2 separate regions of the Homo sapiens genome follow, and region 1 is linked to region 2. Evidence: read pairs that join two places in POLR2A ChIA-PET (ENCODE). Cell type or tissue: OCI-LY7. All regions are shown on one strand. Links, peaks and the distances in the headings refer to the core of each region. The heading gives the core; the rest is flanking DNA.

Evidence for each region. ChIA-PET counts read pairs that join two places held together with the same protein. Peaks named below come from ENCODE experiments on the same cell type or tissue, not always from the same donor. Only the 100,000 strongest peaks of a DNase experiment are listed, where the experiment ranks them.
Region 1: POLR2A ChIA-PET joins it to region 2 with 7 read pairs; 2 of 35 experiments call an interaction of 5 or more read pairs at or near these places.

The regions. Positions count from the first base shown.
Region 1 is chr12:67,059,859-67,062,782 of GRCh38, forward strand. It overlaps a transcript of GRIP1 not described here. Among named protein-coding and RNA genes, the nearest start is that of CAND1, 210 kb to the right of the region's middle. In OCI-LY7, for the core only: no CTCF peak of the experiment used is centred there; no DNase peak of the experiment used is centred there.
Region 2 is chr12:66,615,125-66,618,048 of GRCh38, forward strand. All of the region lies in intron 1 of GRIP1 (glutamate receptor interacting protein 1), which reads right to left. Among named protein-coding and RNA genes, the nearest start is that of GRIP1, 62 kb to the right of the region's middle. In OCI-LY7, for the core only: no CTCF peak of the experiment used is centred there; DNase peaks (open chromatin) are centred at 317, 1,447 and 1,767; H3K4me3 peaks cover 2,032 bases; H3K27ac peaks cover 2,500 bases.

The DNA.
Region 1 (2,924 bases), core at 151-2,650, 440 kb after region 2:
AGGTTACATAAGTACTGAAAATGAGAGTGGGTGTTTAGAAATACTATAGCAATTTCACATTGCCACATCCAAGTCTGTGACTAGCGAGTTTATCTCATTGAAGAGGACAAGAACAGATGCAGTCAAACTTAGGTAGTGAGTTTCACCCTGAGCATGGTGCTATGGAACCCCATGCCTGTGACAGGAAAAAAAACAGCTCTTCATTACAAAGAGTGTAAGAAGAACAAATGTAGATCTGCATGTAACCTAATACCGCCACCACTTTCAGTGCTAATACTGGGTTTTGTATTTAAGATCAAAATGGTTTATAATAGACCAATAAGAAGAGAGGACTTCCCATGTAAATGATGTGTTCATGCCTAGGAAAGACAAAGTGATATCAGACTGTCAAACCAAGATTCCCTAAGAGTTTGACTAGAAAAAAGTGGTGTTATTACTTTCCACAGCAGCAAGTACCATATTCACACTGCAAGAGGGAATTTAGTTTCAGGCAAATAATATCAAATCATATGAAATCAATGTTGTTAATTTGCATATAACTGATTTTGGGGGTAGTTTTGTTTTTCTTTTGTAAAATCTGTTTTGGCTTTGTGGTTGTACGAGAGCTATAAGCATCAGCAGTTTACATGTAGTTATATGTTAGTACATATTTAAGTAGTATAATAAAAACAAATGATGTTGGCCGGGTGTAGTGGCTCACATCTGTAATCCCAGCACTTTGGGAAGCCAAGGCAGGCAGATCACCTGAGGTCAGGAGTTCGAGACCAGCCTGGACAACATGGTGAAACCCCATCTGTATTAAAAATACAAAAAAATTAGTCAGGTGTGGTGGTGCACACCCGTAATCCCAGCTACTGAGGAGGCTGAGGCAGGAGAACTTCTTGAACCCAGGAGGTGGAGGTTGCAGTGAGCCGGGAACCGCACCATTGCACTCCAGCCTGGGCAACAAGAACGAAACTCCGTCTCAAAAAAAAAAAAAAAAAAAAATGTGTTGGCAGTGGAGAGCTGCAAGAATTTTTTCTCCCTTCAAAAGGTTCCAAACATCATTTTAATTGAGAATAATGATCTTTTGGATATTGGGTTGTCAGAAGCCTGGACTGAAAGAAGCAGATAAGTAACACCAGGGAGTGGCAGAGCCCACTCAGTATTTGAGCTGGACTTTTCCAGCTGCAGCCAGAAATGAGGCTGCCTTGGATAACTGCAACATTGTATGCATTGTAACTTTGTTGCATTACTTGAGTTATTTTGTTACAAATGGGAGTCCAAAGGGGAACCTCATGTTTGAACTTCATTTTGGAAGACTACGGATTGAAATTTTTTAATAAAAATTTCCAATTTATGAAACACAAGTTATCCAAATAATGCCTCCATCCAGAGATGGCCTGCTAATAGGCAAATGTACCTGAAGACCCTCTGTCTTTCACAATTTCTGGCCTTTGTGATATAGTAACGTTACATTAATAGCTTTCACCTCTAAGTATAAACCCCAAAGGTCAGTATGCCAAGAATCATCCTTACTTTACAGATGAGAAAGCCACAGTCAAGATGGTCGGTCTATACCTAGGCCAAATAGCCAGGGAAAATGGCTAAGAGACAGAAGACTTAAACTCCAGCTTTCTGATTTTGAGTATAGTACAAGAAGTATATTAAAACTTTATTCACAGAGTACTTAGTTGTTTTCAGAAAATAATAAACTTAAAACCCTACCCAATTGCATTACCAGGGAAGATAAATCTAAAAAATAAATACAGTACAACCATTCCCTCTCTTTCAGCTTAAAAACTCATGTAAAATTCTAAATTAGTTTTAGGAGATAAATGTACAGAATAATTATTTTTCCTTTAAGAATAGGTAATATAAATTGTATATAAATAAAAGAAGAAAGCTATTGTACAATAAGCTATCATCATGGCACAGTCTGGTAGTCCATCACTTTGGTGGTTCCTTATTTTTATATTATTCTACCACATTATGTTTACTTTTTCCCCTACATTGACCGGTGGAGTGAGGCAATAAAAAAGGCAATATGTGATAGAAAAAACACCAGGCTCTGTATCAAGATACTGGGTCTCAATATACAATTCTGATTCTAATCAGTACTTGAACCAGAGATCTACACTCTTCATGTTTCCGACATTTACCTGGTCACCAAGTCCATCTCCTGAGTAGCTGCACGGCCTGAAACAGAGCAGTAGCCTCCCACCTGCTTCACTCCCTTCCAAGTCCCTCCCTTTTCAAATGTTTCCTCCCTGCTGCCAAGATGAGCTTTCTAAGACAAAAATCTGATCCTGACACTCCTCTGTTGGAAGCCTATCAATTCTTTATCGCCTGCCAGATGCAATCAAACTCTTTAACCTGGCATACGAAGCCCTTTCCAATCTGGCCCTTTCTAGTCTAATGCTCCCATCCAGCTCCATTCCTCATCCCATAGGGGAAATGAATATTTATATTCTATGCTCATAAGTATGTTCATACTCTACACTCCATCCCCTTTAAGAAACCAGTCATGGTTCCCAGAATGTCTCATTTCACAATGCTTTGGAACATACCATGCTCCTTGCCTGAAATTCCTTTCCTTCTATCCCCTCCCAACTCTCTAATCTCCTCCCCTTCCTTCAAGTCTTTTAACACTTCCTCTATGCCACCTCCTCTGACAGCTGTCTTCAGAAACTTCTTTCTTCCCACCCACCCCCAGCACAATCAACCCCTCTTCTCTGCTCCCTCCGCATTAATCTGTACAAGAGTAGAGAAGCTGTCCTAGAGTTATCTGTCATAGCCCATGACTCTACAACTATACTTAATAATCTCCTTTAAAATGGAAACCATTATTTTCTCATCCCATCATGGCACTTTGGCAGTTGGTACTCAATAAACATTTGCTAAGTGTATAAAATGTGGTCTTGGGCACATTTCTCTCTCTACAC
Region 2 (2,924 bases), core at 301-2,800:
ATGTGTCTTGGCACATAGTTGATATTCAGTAAGTATTGGCTGAATATTTTGAATGCATTTCTAACCTGCATACACATATAATGATGTACAGAAATCCTATAAAATAAGCCAAACAAGTAAGATCCTTTATAGTAATTTAAATAATAAAATCATGTTTTTTGTCATAGAGTTCAAGGACTGGGAAGGGTCTTAGAAGTTATAGTGCAACCCTCTTTTTTACAATGTTCTGACGCTCAGAGGAGGGGAGCCACTAGCAGTTCACAAAGCAAGAGAGAGGTGGAGTCAGGCTGACCAGATCCCCACTGCAGCTTCAAGTAGAGCTGGCTGCTCCTTATCGTATATTATACCTGGGTGGCTGTTAGAACTCACTGATTATACAGTACAAAGTAACTCCATTTCAGCACCAAAGTGTATATCCACTCTACATAGCAAGTAAAAATAGGACTTTGAATCATAAATTTCATCTACCTTAAATGAATACACTAGTGTTCCTAATAAATGGCAAACTTTTAAAAAAATTTTATTTTTAATTTTTGAAACGGAGTTTCACTCTTGTCACCCACACTGGAGTATGCAGTGGTGTGATCTCAGTTCATTGCAACTTTCGCCTCCTGGGTTCAAGCGATTCTCCTGCCTCAGCCTCCCGAGTAGCTGGGATTACAGGTATCCACCATCATGCCCAGCTAATTTTTGTATTTTTAGTAGAGGCAGGGTTTCACCATGTTGGCCAGGTTGGTCTCGAACTCCTTACCTCAGGTGATCCACCCGCCTCAGCCTCCCAAAGTGCTGGGATTACAGGCATGAGCCACTGCATCTGGCCTTAAATGGCAAACTTTGAATTAACCACGATGCCTGCATTCAAACGTAGAAGGCCTTTTTGGGGACAATTAAATGATACATATCTCTTAAAAATATATTCAGGAAAGTTTTAACTGATGCTTACAGTTTCTCTTCATAAACATCCCTAAATATCACTTCCAGAGAATCTGTATAGCTGTGTCTTATTATCTGAATGGCTTTAACTAAGGGATATAATGATGTACATAATGCAGCCCCCTTGAGTACCTAGGGCATTCCTGAAAATCAAGAGAGGCCTGGGCCACAATAAATTTTTGGGATTCTTGGTATTCTTTTTTTTAAATAAAAAAATACTGAAATGGTGTTACTAAAATGACAAAATAACTAAAACATTTGTATTTAACAAATTAACATGTTAACCCCAAAAACAGTATTTTATAATTATAGGCTGTTTAAAAAATGCTTAGTCTTAGTGCACTAGAGCCTCTGTGATCTACTGCAGGAACACATATTATACAATTGTACTCCTCATACTTCTGTGAGTCTCTGTGACATGTGCATGCAAATAATGGTAACAGTCTAAGTTTGAGGCTTTTGAAGGGGAGACCTGGTCAAGTGGCCCTCAACACTCATGACAGGCCTTATGTATCTCTTTGTTTTTGTTTTTTACCTCCATCCAGCTGCAAGCAAGCAGTGTGGGGAGAGGATGGTGGGGGATGGGGAGATCTTAGCCTCCAAAAGCCAGCAAAAACTAAGTATACAAAAGGTGAGGGAGGGACAGAACCTTCTCAGTCTCAGAACTTTAAAGCCAACCTAAGCAAAACCAACTGATAACTGATGGGACCTCCTTCATCTTCTCTGAGCACTGCCTCTCTGTTCCTCAGGGAAAACCAAGTAGCTGTTTGAGATTCACAGTGACTGTGGCTTAGCCCAGAACAAGGACCACCTGCTGTGACCACAGCCAAATCCTGACATGCATCTTCCAGATGTGAACGGAAACCAAATCAAAATACCCATCTACTAGAATAAATCACAAGGGCCTCGGGCGTGCAGATGCATGCTCTGAAAGGTCTATCTGTTCCTGAGAGGGAAGGCACAGGAGAAAGGAAACAAAGGTTGTTTCCCTAAGAGTTAGGGAGCAACTTGACAAGCAACAGACGTTTTGTGTGTGTGTGTGTGTGTGTGTGTGTGTGTGTGTGTGTGTCTGCACGTGTGTAGATGGGGGAGGTGAAGAGAGTTATAACTGTAGGTCCCTTTCCATTTCAGAAAATAACCTCTGTGTTGGGACCAAGAGACAACTTTGCTTTAATTATTCAAAAAGAATCCATCTCAGGTCTGCCTGTTTCCTCCACACAGCCAACAAGAAAAAAAAAAAAAAAAAAAAAGATGCTTGCAAGTTACTGCAATGGTGGTCTTATTAGTCTTCTTTAGTGACATTATCCATCTAATAGGCTTTAGTTCTTAATTGTTTTTACAAGAATGATGTTTAATCAAAGCTAATGATATCAGCGAACTTGAATCACCACATGAACTAATTTAGCAATATGAATGCTTCATCACATTCTCTCTTTATTTCTCTCAATATTAATTAGAACCACTTTCCAAAGAAAGTGGAAGTTCCAGGGATGATCTGAATATCCCACTTTACTACCCACAGTGGACATATTCCAAGAGTCTGGCCACAGAGAGACTGGCTTTGATTAGAGCTCAGTTTTTAAGATATTCCAAATCTGGGATATTAACTTATTCTTGATTTTAACACATCATAACCAAAAAACATTATAAAATGGGCTTATGTTATTAACAGAAATTCACAGAAAAAGAAATACTACTGGCTCATGAAAGAAAAGATGTTCAACTTCACTCATAAGAAATGCATATTAAAGCCACAGGAAATATAATCTTTTTCACTTCTTAGATTAGCAAAAACTTGCAAGTTGATCAACATACATGCTTTTCAGGCTGTGGGGAAACTTACTCTCATACATTTCAGGTGGGAATATGATCTGATATAACCTTTAAAGAGGACAACTTGGCAGTATTTATCAACATTATACATGCATATACCATTTGACCCAGAATTCTACTACTGTGATTTATCTTACAGATATGTCTTCCCATGTACA